Linked DNA regions of Homo sapiens: region 1 is linked to region 2. A link is an interaction called in ENCODE POLR2A ChIA-PET data of the cell type or tissue named here. Cell type or tissue: MCF 10A. All regions are shown on one strand. Each heading gives the region's core, and the rest is flanking DNA. Links, peaks and the distances in the headings are about the cores only. Region 1 overlaps NFIB (nuclear factor I B). Region 2 overlaps NFIB (nuclear factor I B).

Region 1 (9,625 bases), core at 4,391-6,890, 68 kb before region 2:
CAGTGGGACAGGTCAAGAGGGCGGGTCTGCCTCTGGCTTCCTCCTTCTTCTAACACATGCTGCACTTGCTCTTGATAGGATAGAGCAAAAAGTCACCACTTTTTAAGAAAACCAAGGCAAAGAACAGAAAGTTTAACTCGTGGTACCTCCTAAACAATTGATGTCATTACTGCTCTTCAAAAGATCTCTTACAGACATGTAGTTTAGCCATAAAGATAGTACGTTGTGTTGAAAATGCAAAATCACACAAATATTGCCTTAAATATTTTATTTCCAAATGTAAGTAATAGTTAAACTATTTATATCCCTTCATGAGAAACTGGAAGCTGAAATTTTCAGATGTGAAGGAATTTCTCAGAAAGTGATCCTAAAAATTTTCAGGAAAAACATCTAACAATTTAACCATAAAGAGCTTTGGTGAAGTCTGACACCCAGTATTTAGCTCTTTTGCTATTATTCTTTTTTTTTTTTTTTTTTTTTTTTAAGATGGAGTCTCACTCTGTCGCCCAGGCTGGAGTATAGTGGTGCGATCTCGGCTCACTGCAACCTCCACCTCCCAGGTTCAAGCAAATTCTCTTGCCTCAGCCTCTCAAGTAGCTGGGATTACAGGCCCAGGCCACCACGCCCAGCTAATTTTTGTATTTTGTAGTAGAGACCGGGTTTTGCCATGTTGGCCAGGCTGGTCTCAAACTCCTGACCTCAGGTGATCCACTCGCCTCAGCCTCCCAAAGTGCTGGGATTACAGGCGTGAACCACTGGGCCCAGACTTGTTTTGCTATTATTCTTTAATAACTGTTTGCAAACTACAAATATTGAAAGGTGAGCATATGTACAAAGACAAAATTAACTAGTAGTCTGAGCTGAAATATTGTAGCTTAATTCTAGTCTATCAATTTTGATCTGAAATAATAACTCTGAGGGCAGTTTTGTCACCATCAGCACTCATTCCAATATTCAAAAGGAAAATTTTTGTTTAATTTATATAACATCTTACTTATAGATGCTTTACTTATAGAAAGCACCTATCAATTATAATTAGCAAAACAGGAGTCAAGGGCATTGTTTTATTGTGTTACATGTCAAGGAAAGGAGACTTAGAGCTAACTTCTGTGACTCTTGGAAAATCCAGGATTGAAGCCTGCAGTCCTGTGACTTATTGAACAGTCAAACCTAGGAGAAATTATCCTAAGGTAAAATGTCAGAGGATTACTCTCTAGATTGGATGGCAGAGAGAGATTAGCATTCTCAGCATCAAAAACCAGATCACAAACCCATCTGCAACAGAAGTACATGCAATAAAAGTACTAGAACAAAAATCACCACATTTAAGAGAGAAGCTACCTCATGGTGTAGTAGGATAAGAAGGAATGAGATTGATAAGAGGAGGCATGTAGGTATATTATCATTACTCTTTTTTTTTTTTTCTTAATGGAGTCTTGCTCTGTTGCCCAGGCTTGAGTGCAGTGGCGGGATCTCGGCTCACTGCAACCTCCACCTTCCGCGTTCAAGCAACTCTCCTTCCTTAGCCTCCTGAGTAGCTGGGATTACAGGCACGCACCACCACGCCCAGCTAATTTTTGTATTTTTAGTAGAGACAGGGTTTCACCATATTGACCAGGCTGGTCTCAAACTCTTGACCTCTGCCCACCTCGGCCTCCCAAAGTGCTGTGATTACAGGTGTGAGCCACTGCACTTGGTCTACTCTTTTTTTTAACATTTTGTTAGTTATGCTTTGTAAAACTAGCATATTTTTAATTTAATTTACATCAATTTAACTAAAATTTTATTAAACATTCTTAAACTTGGTGGTGCTGGCATTTGTTCGTTGAAATTTTTTTTTTGGTTTTTTTTTTGGGTATGTTTTAACTATTTCAACATACGTTTTTAAAAACCAGATCCAAGAGGATCAGAATAACAATAGTGAGGTGAAATCACTGGATCAACCAGGGGACAAAAAAAAATAGCTTCACATATGCTCATTTGGTCTTTTTGAACAAATGTTGAATAACCAAATCTTTTAGACTTTTAAATCATTCATTATTCTTGCAGTTCAAATGTGGCAATCTTAACTATTTAGGGTTTCACAACTGGTAGGTACTTAATAAGTATATGCCTATAGAGGATAATGATAACTTTACTCAAATGGGACATTACAGAAAATGTTATACGATTGAAAACAAAATAAAGAATAAACACCAAGCTCAGAAAAAAAGACTTCACACTAATTCACTCCATCTCATTCCTTTAAAATTCAGGCTTAAAAATTTTTTGATAAAGGCGATCTGATGTTCAAAGGACATCATTTAAAACTTGGGAGGCAAACTGATAGAGGAGAATGCCTTTTGTGTTTAGGAACTCCCAGTATTGCCAGCCCCGACCTTGTTCCTCACCAGCTGTAAAAGCCTGTGTGAGACCTTAGTGCTGAAGGCCTCAGCTTCCTTATCTGTAAATGATTAGAATAGATAATAAAGGCAACAACCAAGTTTATACAGTTTGCCTGACAACTTTGACATATACTATCTCACCCTAAAAGATCCCTTTGGGTTTTCATGGGCTATCATCTTGGTTTTATACACAACTCTTATTTGGTTATATGTCACTTACCTAAGTCCAAGAATTACGAAGCACAGTTGTTCAGTTAATTTATTTCTTATTTTTAAAAAAAGCACTGTTGTACTGCTGTAGATAGAACAACTCTAATCTTCACGTACTGCTGAATTACAATTAGGTGCTAAATCACCTTCAAAGAATGAACAACCTTTTGTTTTGAGGCTCGTCCAGAAGCATCACTAGGACCTGATATGTACAAGAAAGAAAAAAATAGTAACCTGGGCAGTAAGAGTTTTGTCAGAAGGAATGCTTGTCCTTATCAGAAACACCACTTATCCCCAAGGCTTGAACTTTAACTATGAAACTTTACCCACTGGGTTTTTAACACAATTACTACTGCAAGCTCACCATTATGTATTTAAACTCACAATAAAGAATCAATGCCTGATATTGCATTATTTCCTAAAAGCAGATTTTGATGGAAGACAAGAGGCTGGGCTCCAGTATCAAGAGTGTACAGGATATTTTTTAAAGACATATTTAAATAATAGCATTGATCATAACACAATAATCACTATACCCTCATCTTCCATTCCTACAACAAAGCCCCTTAACAAAGACATGTGTACGCATTATAGCTACCAGTTTTATATGGAACTGCCCACTAATAGCTAAATTGGCATCTTTATGAATTTAAGGTTCTCTATAATGTTGATTATGGCTACTGCTTTTGACTGTATTTTTCAAAACTGACCACAAAATAGAAGCTTCTAACTTCTCTCTGCCCTTGTGTTTGCAATCTCCAGAGAAAGCACTCCTTAATTTCATCATAGTGGTCAGTAATCTTTAGTGATTGAGACAGAAATTAAAATTGATTATTTGAATTCTGACAAGCTGCTTATGTTTGTAATTACCATAAAACTCTACCACAAATGCCCTAGAGTCCACGGGTGTGAGTGAGGGGTTGATAGGAAATGATCCATTTTCATGTATCTAGATTTAGGACGATGCATGTGGAATTGTAGAGCCACTTAAGATCACACTCATCCGTGCTGGACTAACTGAAGAGGGAAGTCACTATCCTCTCTTAATAGACCAGACAGTCCTCACGTCATTGCTACAATTAAATTCCAGAGAATTTTTTGGATTCTATTTAATGAATAAGGATATATTTTTCATGTGGTGTCATTGTTTCACTACTTCCCATGTTTATTTGGACAGATTCATAGCACTGGGTAGGAAATGTATTGGTTGGCAACTTCAGTTTTGGAAGAGAAAGTAAACACATGCTGATTAGCAAACAGTAAACTCTACTGTGTTTAATTTTGGCTTCTCTTTAAAAAAAAAAAAATAAAAACACAAAAAAGCCACTATTTGGTGTTGTGTTCCAAGTAGGAGCATTTGTCCCTAAGTTCTTTCCTAACCCCTTACTGGAGGGCTTCCAGAATTGCTCTCATTTTTTTTTCTTCTTCCCCTAACACCAGTGGCAAACGCCAACATTATTTAAGAAAATACTTGTGCATATGGTATCCTCCTAGCACAGATTTGCCATCCAGTTGAACAGTAGGGCCACTAACCCACACAAACTAAACTGCAAAATTATGAACTGCATAAACATAAACAATTGAATTTAGCCCTAATAAATTCAAGGTAAAATCACACTTCTGAAATTCCTAAAAGGCTACGTCACTGAAAACTATCAGGTCTGAGAACTGAAGGTGGTAAATATGACAATCTAAAACTTCCAATGCTCTCTTTAGAGCCAATTTCTTTCATCTATCTCATCCTATTGATTTACTGTGACTCCCCAAATTATTCTCCAAGCTTTAGCCATTCTTAGCCCTCTTCTCATCCATCTTCAGAAGATCATCAAAATCCCTAACACCCAAAAAGTGCCGAAGGCCAGCACACACAGGGAAAAGCTTGGCCACCTAAGATATACCATTGCCCACTGAGCACAAAAGCTCTTCATTATGTCTATGTACCTTCTCATTAAACAGAGCTGGTGTCTGATCTTTTCACTGCTCATGATTACTACTCATTATTAATCAGACTTCCCAACATGCTTCCAAGGTATGCAAAATCTCGTCCCCACATACCAGATGGGAAAGCTGAGGCATCCAAAAGTTAAATAACTCCCAAATAGCCCAATATAAGAGGTCAGCAACATCTCTTGCCGATCTACATTGTTTCTTATTCAATAAACATTTATTATTGATCTACCAAGCTCCTCACCCTGCTAGGTATAACAGTGTGTGTGTGTGTGTGTGTGTGTGTGTGTGTGTGTGTGTGTGTGTGTGTGTAAGCTCCTCACCCTGCTAGGTATAACAGTGTGTGTGTGTGTGTGTGTGTGTGTGTGTGTGTGTGTGTGTGTGTGTATTCTACCATATTCTGGGTTCTGGGCAAAACAGCAGATTATCAAAGTCCTAACCCACATGAGGCTTACGGTCTAGGAGGGGTAAGAAACAGTAAACCAAGAAACAAATGAATATGAAATATGTGAGGTAGCTATGGGGCAAAGAGTACAGCAGGGTAAGGAGAAAAAGACCTGGGAAGAAGAGAGTGGTAGCTGGAGTGGTAGGAGATTTTGGGGGCACATGTAATTTAAGTCTTCCTCTGAATGAGGTAAGGGAGCAAGCCCTACCTACGATCATCTGAGAAAAAAACGGTTCCCAGCAGAAAGGACAGACAGAGCAAAGTGCCTGAGGCTCAGCTGTACTGGAGGGATGGTAGTATTGCTGCTACTGAAAGGGCAGGCAGAGTGACTCACTGGGGAGAGGGAGGCAAGGGTCAGATCACACAGCACCTGGAAGTCACCACTAAAAGTAGGGGCTACAAATATAAATGAGACTACTCAAGAGAGACAGTCTTGTGAAGAGTTTAATACGTAAGGTTACATTAAAAATTCACTGCATTAAAAGCAGTTGATGCTTTCCCTACCATCACATAAAAAGTATATGTGCACAAACAGACAGAAGGGTGCATGCGCTGAATTTTATATAGTCTAGGAAACATTTTCACATTGGTTGTTTCAGTCAAATACAAAGAAGTTACAGAACAGCATCGAGTACCTAAGAGAGACCAAAAGCATTTCCTTCTGTAAAGCCCTGCAGCTGAGGGCTTACATCCGCCTGGTCCAATCAGTTCATTTCCAAACAAAGGTAGGAAATGGCTGCATCCTAGTATTTCATTGTGGACTCATGACTCAGTGCTTTGGAACTTGGTATCTTTGGGAGTGAGTGTCTATTCTCCACGTCTCTTGCCACAGGGGGAAAAAGGTACAGATAAACAGTAACACAATTTCACCCAACCGAGATATAAATCTGTGGGCTTCTCCACCCTTCTCAAAAATAAATGAATGAATGAAGGAAATTCAGTTCCTGCTTTTTTTTCTTCCCTTCTCTGTTTTGTTTCCTAATTCCCAGGACTCCCTGGTGTCTCCTAAACAGCATAAGGTCAACTGATGGTGAAAGTACATCACATGATAATTATTCAAAAGCTGTTATGTTATACAATATAGTTTATAATAGGAAAAGGAGTTACATTTGATTCTGCAAGAGCAGTCGGTAATATGCCCATTACATAGGGATTCTAAGAAACTAAAATTAAGAAATTTGTCCTAAAGAACAAATTGATTCTCCTCCATCATTTAACCAAAAAGGTTTGTAGTATTTTGTATTCACAATGTTACACAGGAGAACAGTAACTTAACTTTGAAAACTGTTTTCACACAATGGTCACAAAGAAAATAACACATAAATCCCATTAGGTCTTTTTGTAAAAAGCTTCCATAATTTCCAAATCCACGGTGTAGAGAGGAAAAGAGGAAAATGGCATGTGTATATGTTCTAAGACTATTACTTCAAATGAATAAGGTTTAGAGGTATACTTAACATACAAACTGTTTCCTTCAGGAAAAAGTGCAGGAACTCCTGGATAGACACAATACTCATTTCTGATGAAAGTTACAGAAGAAACTACCAGTTGTGTATGATCTAATACTACAAGTCACTTATTATCTATGAAGGAAAACAGAAAGAGAAAAGATAAGAAAACAACATTTAAATAAGAATGAGAAAGGAATCTCTGTTCTAACTTAAAGATACATAAACATATAAATCCAAATATGAGCCAAATTATTTTATAATGATATCCATGTGATCAATGAGGCATAACCACAAGAACCTTACACGATTATAATGAGAGAAGCTTCGAAACAGGAAATTTCTATCTACAAAAAGTACAAATTATTTTCAGAATATTGGAGGAATCTGGGGTTTTCTACCCAGCAGAATAAATTATGAAAACAGTGAAAGATACCCTCCAGAGGGAGAGAGTGCAAGAGTTTATATGTTAAAGAGAACATTACATTTCACTTTTCCAATGTAGAAACAAACTGAAGAAAATTTAGAGGGGATGGTGAGGATGAAGAGAAATAAAATCATAAAAAGGAATGAGTAAAAAATGTAATAAAAGAAGAGGAATATGGTTTCCACTTATATTAGTTTTGTCCTTCCATTAAAAATTATACCTTAAAGTCCATTACTCTTGACTATATTGCCAATTTCTCAAATAATACACTGGTCAAGTTCCAAAATTTCATTAAATATATAAATTGCATACATAAAAGTTCCTGTGTAGCCTATGGAAACATTTTAAATTTTCTTCAGCAAAATTGGGCCTAAAGTTTGGAAAAATTCCTAGAGAGTGAAATTAATCTCTCTGTCCCCATCTCTCCCTCTCTCCCTCTCTCTTTCTCTCCCTCTCTCTCAATAGATAATATTACCCTACTATATATCCTGCCATATATCTTTATACTCCAATTTCCTACCTAGTCCCCTATTCAGACATGCATAATGCTTCCATTTTGAAGCATATGGCTGGGGAGCCAAAAGAATTTAAATTGCCTTCAAAATGTGCATCGCATTATAAATGGTGTGAAAAAAGATCTTACTATTCAGCTCTCAACTTGGAGCATAAAGCAAAGAAGAAGCAACACAAGACTGCTTCAAACTTTATCCAAAAACTCAACAGCTTCACTTGTTTATAGAGGTACAAAAAGTATGCGACACAGTTTATAAAACAAGAACGATGTACTGTATGCAAAAGTAAAGTTAAAAGCAAAGTATAGTAACAGCCCTATCTCGTTACAAACACTTGGCAGCATGTCTAAAGTACCATGGTCAAAAACATGATACCGTCTGCGTTGTACTTCTGCCAGAAAGCACTCCCTAAGTCCAAGTCTCTTTAGCCATCATCACCACCTCATTTGGCAAACTCTCCCAAGCCTCAGTTCATCTACTCAAAATTACTCCACAGAAAGCAGACAAACTCTCTAGCTTTGTAGGCTGCAAGTATCACAATGAAGTAGCATTGGCAAGTGACAGCGTAAGATGGAGCTCTGAGGTTAGAAAGCCAGGACCAACTAAACTGTATCCTCAAAGCTTATTTGCATATCAAGTTGAGCAGGGCTGTCTTCATTTTGGTAATTCAGGGTTTCTTCTCTACTCTCACAGTAATTCCAATGGGTCTTTCTGAATCAGCCGCAGCTGAGAAAGAAAGCACATGGCAAGAATACACTCAGGCACCGAATACCTTTTAGGCAAATGAGGGGCAAATGTATTCGGCAATTACCTGCCATTTAACCATTTCTGGCCAGGTCTTTTGAATAATTCCAGAACCTCAAAAACTGCCTCAATAGTTATGTATGCATAACGGACCAGGCCATTACCAAGGCTAAGTAAATACAAGAATATGCATCAAGGTTTAGGTAATAAGTAGATAAATAGACTATATCAGTATCAACATCCATATCTACCTGTGGCATTTATAACTAAAAAAACAGCAGTTCATAATACATAAGTATAAATGTGGCAGTGAAAAGATGACTGATAGGACAGAAGTAGCTGCATGAATTATTAATTTTCCTAGGGCACGTAAGAATTGGCTTCCAAATTTTTCTTTAATCGACTTTCTCCAAAGTAGCATATTACATAATTCAAAAAAAAACAGATATTGTCATCTTAAGTTTACAGCTTGCCATATTTCCTAGAAAATAAACAATAATTAACAACATATCTCATAGTTGTTCCCTCCCCACCTTTCTTCAAGAAACTTTACACTCTGAAATGTAGATACATAAGCTACTTTTGGATCAGGGCCCACAACCATATGCTTCCAAAGGAATAATATGTACAGGTTAGTCTGGTGTGTACCAGATGTTAAAAAAAAGCAAATTCAAAAACAGAAATATCAGTATTCAATGCAGAAATATATTTTAAATTAAATCCCATTCTTCCTCTCCTTATAGACACAGAATCAAAGAAAGCCAATTGTATGTCTAATTTTTTAACCTTTTTCCTGAACAAAAATCCCAATTTGACTCATGACTCTAGATTCTTTATATACATAAGATCACAAGACAAGAAATGGTCATTTATAAATTATCCTGTCTCAGAGTGAGCCTCCTACCATATGCTGATATTCAACCAGAAGAATTTGTTTGAAAAGGCAAAAAAAATTCCAGAAGTTAAGCCTATAAGGCAAACCAGCCAGCAAAAGGCGACAGAGTCCACATGTCTATCAGATATTTAATATGTTAAACCTCAATTACCAAAAGTTTTAAGATTCTCTGTAAACATAACTAGTGAGTCTTTATTTTTCAGATGATTCTGAATGCAAAATGAGCACATTATCTGCACATTGAAAGAATTTATGTGTTTTTTCCCACATATGGAAATATGCATGAGTATTAAAAAACAAATTACAAATATCCACTCTCTAGAAGTTTGAAAAGTCTAAAGTTTGGGCTGTATTTGCTTTTTCCATTGCAAACCTACAAGGATTCCTTCAGACTTACAAAAGTTATTGCAAGAAGTCCTGCAGGAAGAAACAGATTGGGGATTTAGATCACCCATGCCTAACTTTTTCAGGGCATCATGATCTCTCCCCTTGTTCTATACATCAGAGATGTCACTGAAGTGAAAGCCAAGTTTTACTTTAGAATTTAATAAAAATTGATTAAGCATCACAGAGCACAAACAAAGCTGCTCCATAAATCTTTCAGGCCTTTTTG
Region 2 (9,625 bases), core at 4,541-7,040:
CACTATAACTGTGCCTATCAGGAAGGCATTCTTCAGGAGACCTGACCGTCACTCCTGTCACTGCAATGCACAGTCCTCTCCAATTACCACGATTCTCGAACAATGCATATTATTTTGGTTCTTACAAATATGGAGATATTTGGAATTATTTTACCACACAAGAGACATTGTGCACTAAATCTGTAAATCCAAATACATAATCTAACTATTTTTCATTACAAAATTTGTAGTGCTGTATATACAGGGTGGGGGGAAGGATGCCTAATGCTGTCAGTAGAATATTTTACCAACCTTTGCTGCCTCCAGAAAGTGGGGCACTATATATTTTTAAATATTTGAAAATCATAATTGATGTAACAAATAAGCGTCCCATCCCTCCCTCCCTCTCTCCTTCTCTCCCCCCACCCTTCCCTTTGAAAAATGAGATCATATTAACTGCAATGCAAGAGCTTAGTTTGCCATATCGGAACACAGATGCCAAGCTTCCCCAGCTGGCAACTGGGGCCTCAGAGTTTAACTCTTAAATTGTCTGTTAAAGCTATCTTGTGGCAGAGACCTCATGGCATAGAGGGTGAACTTCTGGTGGGAGACTGTGTTTTCTTATCAGTGAGAAAATTGCTAAGTATCTTATCTCACAATATATGTTCCCACAAAGGTCTCATTAAGCCTAGGAGCAAGACATGCCAATAAGAGCCCTTCTTTATCTTGTGAATTGTGTATGAGCCAGAATGCAAACAAATGTGCACTAGAGTTCACAAGTTCAGTCAAGGACAAGTTGCTAGATGGGAAAACTTAACAGTGCTCCCCTAAATCAAACATGCATACCAAGTATTTCTCCTACACACAAACTCTTATGTTCCCAGAGCATTTCACAGTGCAGACACACCAAATCATCCTAGAGAGCAGCCTCATTTTAATCAATTATGAAAGCTTATTTTTTCCCATAATGGGAAATACCTGCAGATGAAGTGAAATCTATTAAAATGTTAAAATACACTGCCAACTTGCAAACAATTATCTACTTAAGCTTTTCATAAAGAAATAATTGTTACCCAAAAGGATTCTGAAATTCAGTAACTGTAGGAAGAAAATAATTCTTAGCATTTGCTTCCTCACTAATGATATGTGACAACCAGGAAGGCTTCTATTTCAAAAACAGTAATAATGATTATGACTTCCCCTGTAAATAAGTCACATTTTTCACAACTTCAAAATGTACTTCAATTATTATAACATTTAACAATAAAGCAACAAAAGTGGCCACCCAACAAGAGATCATAATTTTAAGGGTTCAACAAGGCTAAAGGAAACTACTTTTTCAGGATAGCAATGAGGTTTCTGGGCTCTCTTTAACACTCCAAAACATGTTTAATAAGAGTGCAAAGTACAGTCCAAAAATCAGTTAGGGTGACTCATTTTAAACTCTAATCTGTTACATACACGACAACAGTTGCTATCTCTTGAGATCTTTAAATGTCTTGGTGTGTTGTGACCTCTCTCTTCAAAACGCTTTCCTGCCTCAGAGAAAGGCCAATCCCACTCCCGCCCCCCGACTCCCACCACCACCACCACCCCCTTCCTTTTTTCCCCTTCAGACAGGACACAGTCTGGCAACTCAAGGCCTCCCATAGGCCAGACTTCCTTCTGTGCAGCCCTTTGGGTAGAACTGCTAATCCTTCTTATTAATTAACGAGATAACGGTGGTTAACTGAAAAGCAATATTAACGCTAACTATCTAGGAAACTTTAACCAAAATTATTTTAGGCTTTTGGTTGATTTTCCCAGTGTACAAAATTGTGCACTGAGAATTTCGTAACAGTGTGGTGCAGAATCGAGAAATTCCAGAATGACTGATTTTACCTCAGACCTTAACGCATAGGTCTCCTCTTTAAAGTTTTCTCTCTCTCTTTTTAAACATGTATTCTGTTACACATTTCTAACTAGAGAGGAAAACTGAAGTCCTCTCAAAATGTTACTATAAAATTTGCAAGAGTGGCAAGTGAGGGAACTAGAAATTGCATAGCAAATAAGCAGTGATGTGACTGAGAGCAACAGTCAGTCATAATGAATGCATCACATATCATTACGTTAGGTTTGTCCTCCACACACTTGTCATAGCACACCCTGCATCCTATAGGACACTTACATCCCAGGAAGCTGTGCTGTGCAAGGCTTGCCTGGTTTTTGTTTGGTTTTGTTTTTGCTTTGCTTTCATGAATGCAGTAACAAAGGCAATATGGGGAATAGGTAACACCTGCCCAAGAATCATTGGACGTCTTTAATATCTTTGGGAAAATAGATACCATTTAGAGCTATTTTTTCTTTAATCTGTCCCAGTTTTTTTAGACAAAACCTAAAAAAAGGAAGAGTTTTATATTAGCTAAGATTTGCTGCAGCAAACAAGCAAGCAGCTTTCATTCAGGGATTGTCAAAAACTTTCCAGTGTGCCCACTGCAATGCGGATGCCAACCAACGAATCAAAGGCATTCAGCAACTAGACAAAGAGGGTCTGATGCCAACCTCGGTGCCACTGGCAACCATTATTGGCATCAAACACAGTGTCTGCCTTTTTTTTCCCCCTCGCCTGGCACTTCACAAACAAAATGGCGGTTCTTGTAGCAACGAAACAGCCGAAGCGCAGCCCTCTGAATCAATAACATCAAATGACTTTATGGATTTAAACGCAGTTACTCCCAAATGATGTGTACATTTTAGGTGAAGTGCAGGGAGACATTTAATTTTATAAACAACTATATTGAACATCAGCCTTTGCTAATATAAGGAAATAGCAAAATGGACTGAATTGCGGTCAACCAGACTACATGCATAGTAGCCGAATAACAAAGAGATTTAGCTTTAAATAAAATACTGCCTCATGGCCACGTGATGCAAAAGTCTAATGAACTATATATCAAAAATGATTTCAAAAAGCATAAATTTTTTCCCAAACCATATCAGATGCAGATGTAGCACTATAGCTTGTGTCAAAGCTCTGGTAACTCTTCCCACATTTCAGAAAGATGAGGCTGCTGGGCATGAAGAAGGAAAAAAAGTGTGGGTTGAACCAAAAGAGAAAGAGGGAAAAAAGAAAAGCATAGGAAGTTGGTCAACAATGAAACTTTAGTACATGTTGGTCTTTATTTCGTCTTCCAGAAGAGATGCAGTGTGTGATCTTGTATAAATAACCAAGAGGACTATTGACATTTCTAGATCTGGAAATTGTCAATATATTGTAACATCACTCCACACTGCAATGCGGATGCCAACTAACAAATCACAGGCATCCTGAGCTAAACAAAGAGGGTCTGATGCCAATCCTGGTGCCAGTGGCAACCATCTTTGGCATTCTCTCTGTTCTTTCTCATGTTTTTCTCCCAGTCATTTAGAAGTGGGGAGAGAGAAAAAGGGGGAAACGTAATTTTGTTGCTCTTTCTGCTGCAAACATTACATTTCTCTTTTCTGATTTTTCTTTCGTGTTTTCCTTTATACTTCTTTTCCTGATTTATAAAACAGACTTAGGTGAGTTATCATGTACTTAGAAGACAAATAAAAAGTCATCACTCGCGATATGCAGCCCTCTAACTGACCGGAGAATTATCTTTTAAAATCTGCCTTCTTTAATCAATTGCACTATAAAATGACATAATTAACCTACACTTGACAAAGAAGAATATATAAATTTTGAAAAGGGGAAAACACAAAAGCATCCTGACGTGAGTTTTTCAAAGGAAGAACCAACAGATGTTAAGAGAAGATGATGCACTGGCAGGTAGCAGAGGATACAAGTTATATACACAAGATAAAATAATGAAAAGTTCTTACAATAGAGATTGTTGAACCAACAACAAAATCAATGTTTTATCTAAAACCATGGTCTCTTAAGAGTTGCTTAAAACTTTATAGTTATCATGACCAGTGGTGCAACATGGAAGGCATTTATGCGTTTTTTTTCTTTTTTCAATCTATCTCTACAAATCTTTATTGTCAGTTCATCAAAACTAAGAGAGCTGGCTGCCTTCCCCAGGAGTAAATGTGCATGCAGGCAGGCACACCTCAAAACCTAGCCTTCAAGCAACTTAAAATGTGAGCAGTAGTGAAGTGGTTGCAAATCTTCCCTCCCTGCACTAAAAAGTTACATGACCCACTTTTTGAAACTTTACTTCCATCCTTGACTTTCACAACACAGTTACAACACATTTATAGTCAATCCAACACATATATACAGCCCACCTTAAAGTGTCACCTCCTAGACATCTGTCAATCAAATAAGTGTCATGTGTTACTGAGTTTTATTTTAGGACACATGGGACAAAAATATTATTTTCCCCAAACCATCATTATTTGGACTGTAATTCTTAAATGCATGGAAATATTAAATGCAATGTTTCATTTTTTCAGGAAAAGGTAATATTTCTAAAAGTGCAATGTCCAACACCATTATTTAAAATCAGACTAAAAATTCTAAAATGACACTTAAGCCTATCTCCAAAGCTACAAGAAAATCAAGACAAAAAGCACATAGTGAGGGCCTAGAATTCAGAGTCAAAAAAGTAATTTTGATTTTTTTGAATAATAAAGCTCATAGCAGTTTATTAAGTCCCACATTTATATAACAAACCTCAGGTAACAGTCTGTCACCTGGCTATCTGCAGGCCATTTTTCCTCCCACCAGGCCAAGTTTGGAAATGACCTACCATCTGTGACAGCTCAAACTTCAGTCTACTTTTGGTATGCGGCTTTGTAAAATGATTGTTTTACTATGGATTGTTGGTAATGCAAGGACATCTATATCTTGATGCATTTATTTGAAGAAAAGAAATTCTTACCTACTTAAGGAAAATATATTAAGAAAAATAAAAATAATAAACATTTCATTAACTCAAATATTCAGTAATAACATCATCTTTTTTAATTATTTAGGTAAAATGTATACCATTCTCCTTCTCAGGTATTTTAAATAATAGGTATGGTATGCAGTTTCTGTATTCTTTTTAAGATTTATCTTAAACCAGTGTAACCAGTCCACTTTCTGTTTTTTGTTCTGTAAGCAGCGCTGCGACTTTCCTCCTCGGTAAGTTTTATGAATTTACATACAAGTAAACTAACATTATTAAGTGTTCCCAAGTAACTCTGGGAACATACTATAAATAATTTAAATAATAACTCAATTCCATTTAATCGACAGTGAATATTGCACAATCAAAAGTGATGATAGAAATATTAAAATTAAGTAAATCTAGGTCTACGTAAGATATACTTTTGATATTATCTATCTTAAGCATTTTGTAATAGTAAACATTAGTTCTATTTTCAGTGCGATACCACTAAGTTCATAAACAAAGTCCCTCTACCTCATTAATTAATAAGGTTAATACAAAAATTATCTAGGATGGTTTGGCTATTCATAAATAAAGTTATATTTTCAAATCAGGAAAAGATTACTAGATTAGATGCAAAAATGTAGCCTACGACAGAAAGTATAGTGTAATGAACTATATTTGTTAGACTACCCTATGTCTTTGAAAAACAGTATTATTTTAAAGATACTTGAAAACGCACCTCTTTGTGGTCTTTCTTAAATATCCAAGCCTATCCAGGTACGAAAGCTCTGTGTCTATTTACATGGCTCGCACATGGCAGCGGACATGTGAGTGAAAGCGGACACCCTACTATACCCAGAGAGGGTGGAGGATATCTAGGGGCCTTGAGGACCATCTAACTCAAGCCAGATACTCTGTCTACGGAGATTTGTAGGCGGTGTTTGCCGTGCTAGAAAAAAGAACAATCTGCTCCTACCTTGCTCCTGCACGTAGTATGCCAAAAACAAATCAAGCTCCTTAACTGATACTGTGATATGATGTGGCTGGACACAAAGTGCTGGGTTTGTGCAATGTGGGGATTTCATGAGCCGCTCTCCATCGGTACTTTCCAAGGGGATGCCTTTGAACAGGATCACCATGACTAGATCCAGACGCCAGACTTTGTCTGCCTGTCGCAGGCAGTCGATTCTCCTAATCTTACCCTTCTGGTCGGGATTGGATAAGACACAGCACGGGTGCTTCTTGCCAGTCACGGTGAGCACAAAGTCCTCTCGATACTCCTGGCGAATATCTTTGCGCAGTTTGGCAAGGAGCCTGGATGCCCACTTCTGTTTGATTTCAGGCTTTTCACTGAGAAGCTCATCTTTGACTGCTCTTTCTTCATCCTTTGACATTCGCTTCTCATGCTTTTTAAAGTACTTGCGTTTTCGAGCCTGCAGGTTGAACCAAGTATAGGCAATTGCACGGACATGTGGAAGAAGTGCCTCGATGAATGGGTGAAATTCATCCTGTGGAAGACAGAGGGGTGAGGAAAAGATGTGCATAGTCAGTTTAATTTTAAAAGCTCAAAAAATAAGAAAAGAAGACCACAACCCGTTTCCAATTCAGTACAAAAAGTTATACATGAAAATAACATTCCTTTCTTATTTAAAATTATCAAAATAACAGGACAAGAAGAAAGTAAAGTATGCCCAGCTGTCCCCTTTCCACCAAAATTCACAGGTCAATTCTCCCTCCTATAAAGGAAATAAGGTTTATATTTTGTATTACACTCTGGCCCCATCCCCCTTGTTTCCACCCCAATGCCATGCATTCTACATTCTTTAAAATATAGGCAACTAACTAAGGTGCTTGGCACCTAATATAGTATTTCAATATTTGATTGACCAACTAACACTATGCAGTACCATTTTACAAAGAACACAGTGAGATTTTTTTTTTTTAATCGGAGTAGAGCTGTTCAGAAGGCAGGAGCGATGCCACAGTTCATTTCTCTTCTCTGTGGCACAGAAACACAAAGCATATAGATGCTCAGTGTAATGCCACACAGTTCCCGCTTTTGGAGCATGCTCTCAGCAAGAGGCTGCTGGTGGCACAAAGAGCATGCGCCATTAAACTTGATCCATTTTCTTATCAAACGTCCAACATTCCAACACTGAAACAGCACCATTCCAAAAGTGGTAACTAGAGAAACCGGTATACAGTGAGGGAAAGTGGGCAAAGGACACAGCTCGTCGTATCAGTGTCCTGAACAGAAGGTTTCCATACTTTGAGCAGTGCATTCTCTCCCCACACTACCAACGCCAGCTCCCAACACACACACACACACACTTGCACTCTCCTGCTTTCTCACACACACTCTTGCATTTTTAAATAGAAGTTTTCAAACTGGAAAACAAAAATTACATGAATGTTCTTCCATCAGCTTCCCTATAGAATATGCAGCCCCACAGAGTCCGTTAATTTGTTCACCGATCACATGAGTATAGCAATTATTCTAAACCTCTTAAAAATCAATCTGAGGTGAACAATGAAAAATGGCAACTTGGCACCAACTTTACATTCTTTGTGTCTCTGCATGCTGTGGTGGGGTGACACTGCTGGTCAGTTACTGCTTTTGTGGAATCTATACAATTCATTTGCCATGTAGATGAATTATCAGTTAGAACTGTGGGTGCATATATGCATGTGCATGTGAATTTGCAGATACATAGATTATAGAGTACCAATCTTTTGAATTAAGTAGTTTACCTTTAGGCTCCTGCATTTTTCCTGCCTGTTTCATCCAAGCCCTTTTTTTAAGGGAGGGGATCAGTGAGGAATGGTGGATAATCTTTACCTACAGATATTTCAAGTTACTTCCCAGTGCAGTCAGTTTCGTTACTTCCTGATTTAGGTAAAACCTGTCTTATAAGCTTAGGCCTATTACTGTTCAAAGAGAAAGAGCTTAACGTCCTGTACATGCACACCGCATGTACGCAATAAGCCAAGATTTGAAGCAAATGAGAACTTCCACCACCACCACTTTTCTGATCATATTGACTATACTGTCAGCCCAACGACAAAATAACTCTCTGATTGTATCCCAAGTTAGAATTTACATACTCATGTTAATCACCCTGAACTACGTGGAATAAATTCTATTTAACAGCAGACTGACTAATTAATTCCATTAGGTAAATATGATGAAAGTACAACTAATGACTCTTTAACAAAGAAGGTGTCAAAAATCCAATATAGATATGAATACATTTTGAAGAAGAAATTCGAAGTTTTAATGCTACAGACTGCAACATGTTAGCTGTTTGCACTTCAGATATGGAAGGAGTACATGTCCCATCCAATCAATAATGTAGTTATCAAGTGTTCTAACATTGCTGTAAGTGTTCCTTCACCAGAATAAGTATGAATCAAAATTTTATAACAATACAGAATGCTGATGATTACATCACAGCATGAGGCATACCCAAATGCCATAGAGGAAATCATTAAACCGATCAGTAGTTTCCAGCAGAGATTTGAACAATTCAGTTACTATGCGAGCACATTAAACTAGGCCATGGAAAGAGTTAAACCACAATCTGTTCTTTGTGTGGGAAGGCAGCCCTGCTCACAGCAACCACATCCCATGATAAGACCTCCCTATCTCCATACACTTTCTGATGCCATGCTTTTAGCTTTCACTGTAACTACAAAAACTTTGTTTATCCCCTTTAGGAATATATGCAAAAGGAAAGCCTGCTCAAGGAAATGTGGACTTAAATGTGCTTTGGAAACTCACTTCCTATAATCTTTTACTACGATTTATTGATATGACTAAAAAACACACATATATGCACTCACAAAACTAAAACCTTGAGAATGTAAAGAGCACATGAGGTGGAGTGGGTGGGCTCTGTCTCACTCATTTTACCCTTGCCATGCTTTTTAAAATGCAATATTATTTTATAAATATTAAGCCATGTGGTAACACGTAAGTACTTACACCTTAAGTACTATGTTCAGTGACATTTCATTTTCTTATAAAGACATCAAACACAGTTTTGATTAAATTTGAGTTTCAATATTTGATTATAAATATAATCTATCACACAAGAAAGCTCAAAATTTTAATGAGTTATTTTAAACAACCAAAATTCAAATTTGAAGGTTGAATTTGAAAATTCTTAGCAAATGCACACAGTTTTTAAACGTTCCTTTGACTTTGCTGTCAATGCTGCCAATATTGTTTTAAAACATGCTCTTTTTTTTGAGAAATAAAAGTAGCAAACTTTCTCAGGCTGCCAGTTTGCCTTATTGATATCGTTCAGGGTTTCACTATTATGTGAATTCAAGTGAAGCACTTATTTGACAAGGGGACATATCCTCCAAAAATGACTGTAAATTGAGGTTTGCTGTAAGTCGCATATATTTCTGTATTAACATGCCTAAATGTCATCTCCCAAGTGTGACTGTTTCCTAATGCTGAGTAACACTAGAGTCTTAAAGATTATGAGTGACATGAATATGGAACATAATAACTGTCCTGATACAAAAATATTTTTTTAAAAGGTGATTAAGGTTTTCAAATATCCTAACTAGTAGTGGATTATTACAATAGCATTAAGCAATCATAAATTCTTTAAAAAAAGCAAAACATATAAGTGATTTAAAACCAAACAACTGTATACAAAGGTAATAGGCAACTTTGCTCTTTCAGAATTTTTAGTAAAATGCATTGATGTTCAGTAATTCTCTTTTAAAACTTCCTTTAGTTGAACTAAATTGACAAAGTAAATAACAAAGTTACCAATTTCAGATATAAA

What was found. ChIA-PET counts read pairs that join two places held together with the same protein. Peaks named below come from ENCODE experiments on the same cell type or tissue, not always from the same donor. Only the 100,000 strongest peaks of a DNase experiment are listed, where the experiment ranks them.
Region 1: POLR2A ChIA-PET joins it to region 2 with 10 read pairs; 7 of 35 experiments call an interaction of 5 or more read pairs at or near these places.

The regions. Positions count from the first base shown.
Region 1 is chr9:14,232,963-14,242,587 of GRCh38, forward strand. The region is part of intron 2 of NFIB (nuclear factor I B); the gene reads right to left. Among named protein-coding and RNA genes, the nearest start is that of NFIB, 76 kb to the right of the region's middle. RefSeq lists an enhancer at 5,202-5,963. In MCF 10A, for the core only: no CTCF peak of the experiment used is centred there; DNase peaks (open chromatin) are centred at 5,269 and 5,759.
Region 2 is chr9:14,301,193-14,310,817 of GRCh38, forward strand. It overlaps NFIB (nuclear factor I B), which reads right to left. Exons shown (of 11, transcript NM_001190737.2): 2 at 5,797-6,328. Among named protein-coding and RNA genes, the nearest start is that of NFIB, 8.1 kb to the right of the region's middle. In MCF 10A, for the core only: no CTCF peak of the experiment used is centred there; no DNase peak of the experiment used is centred there.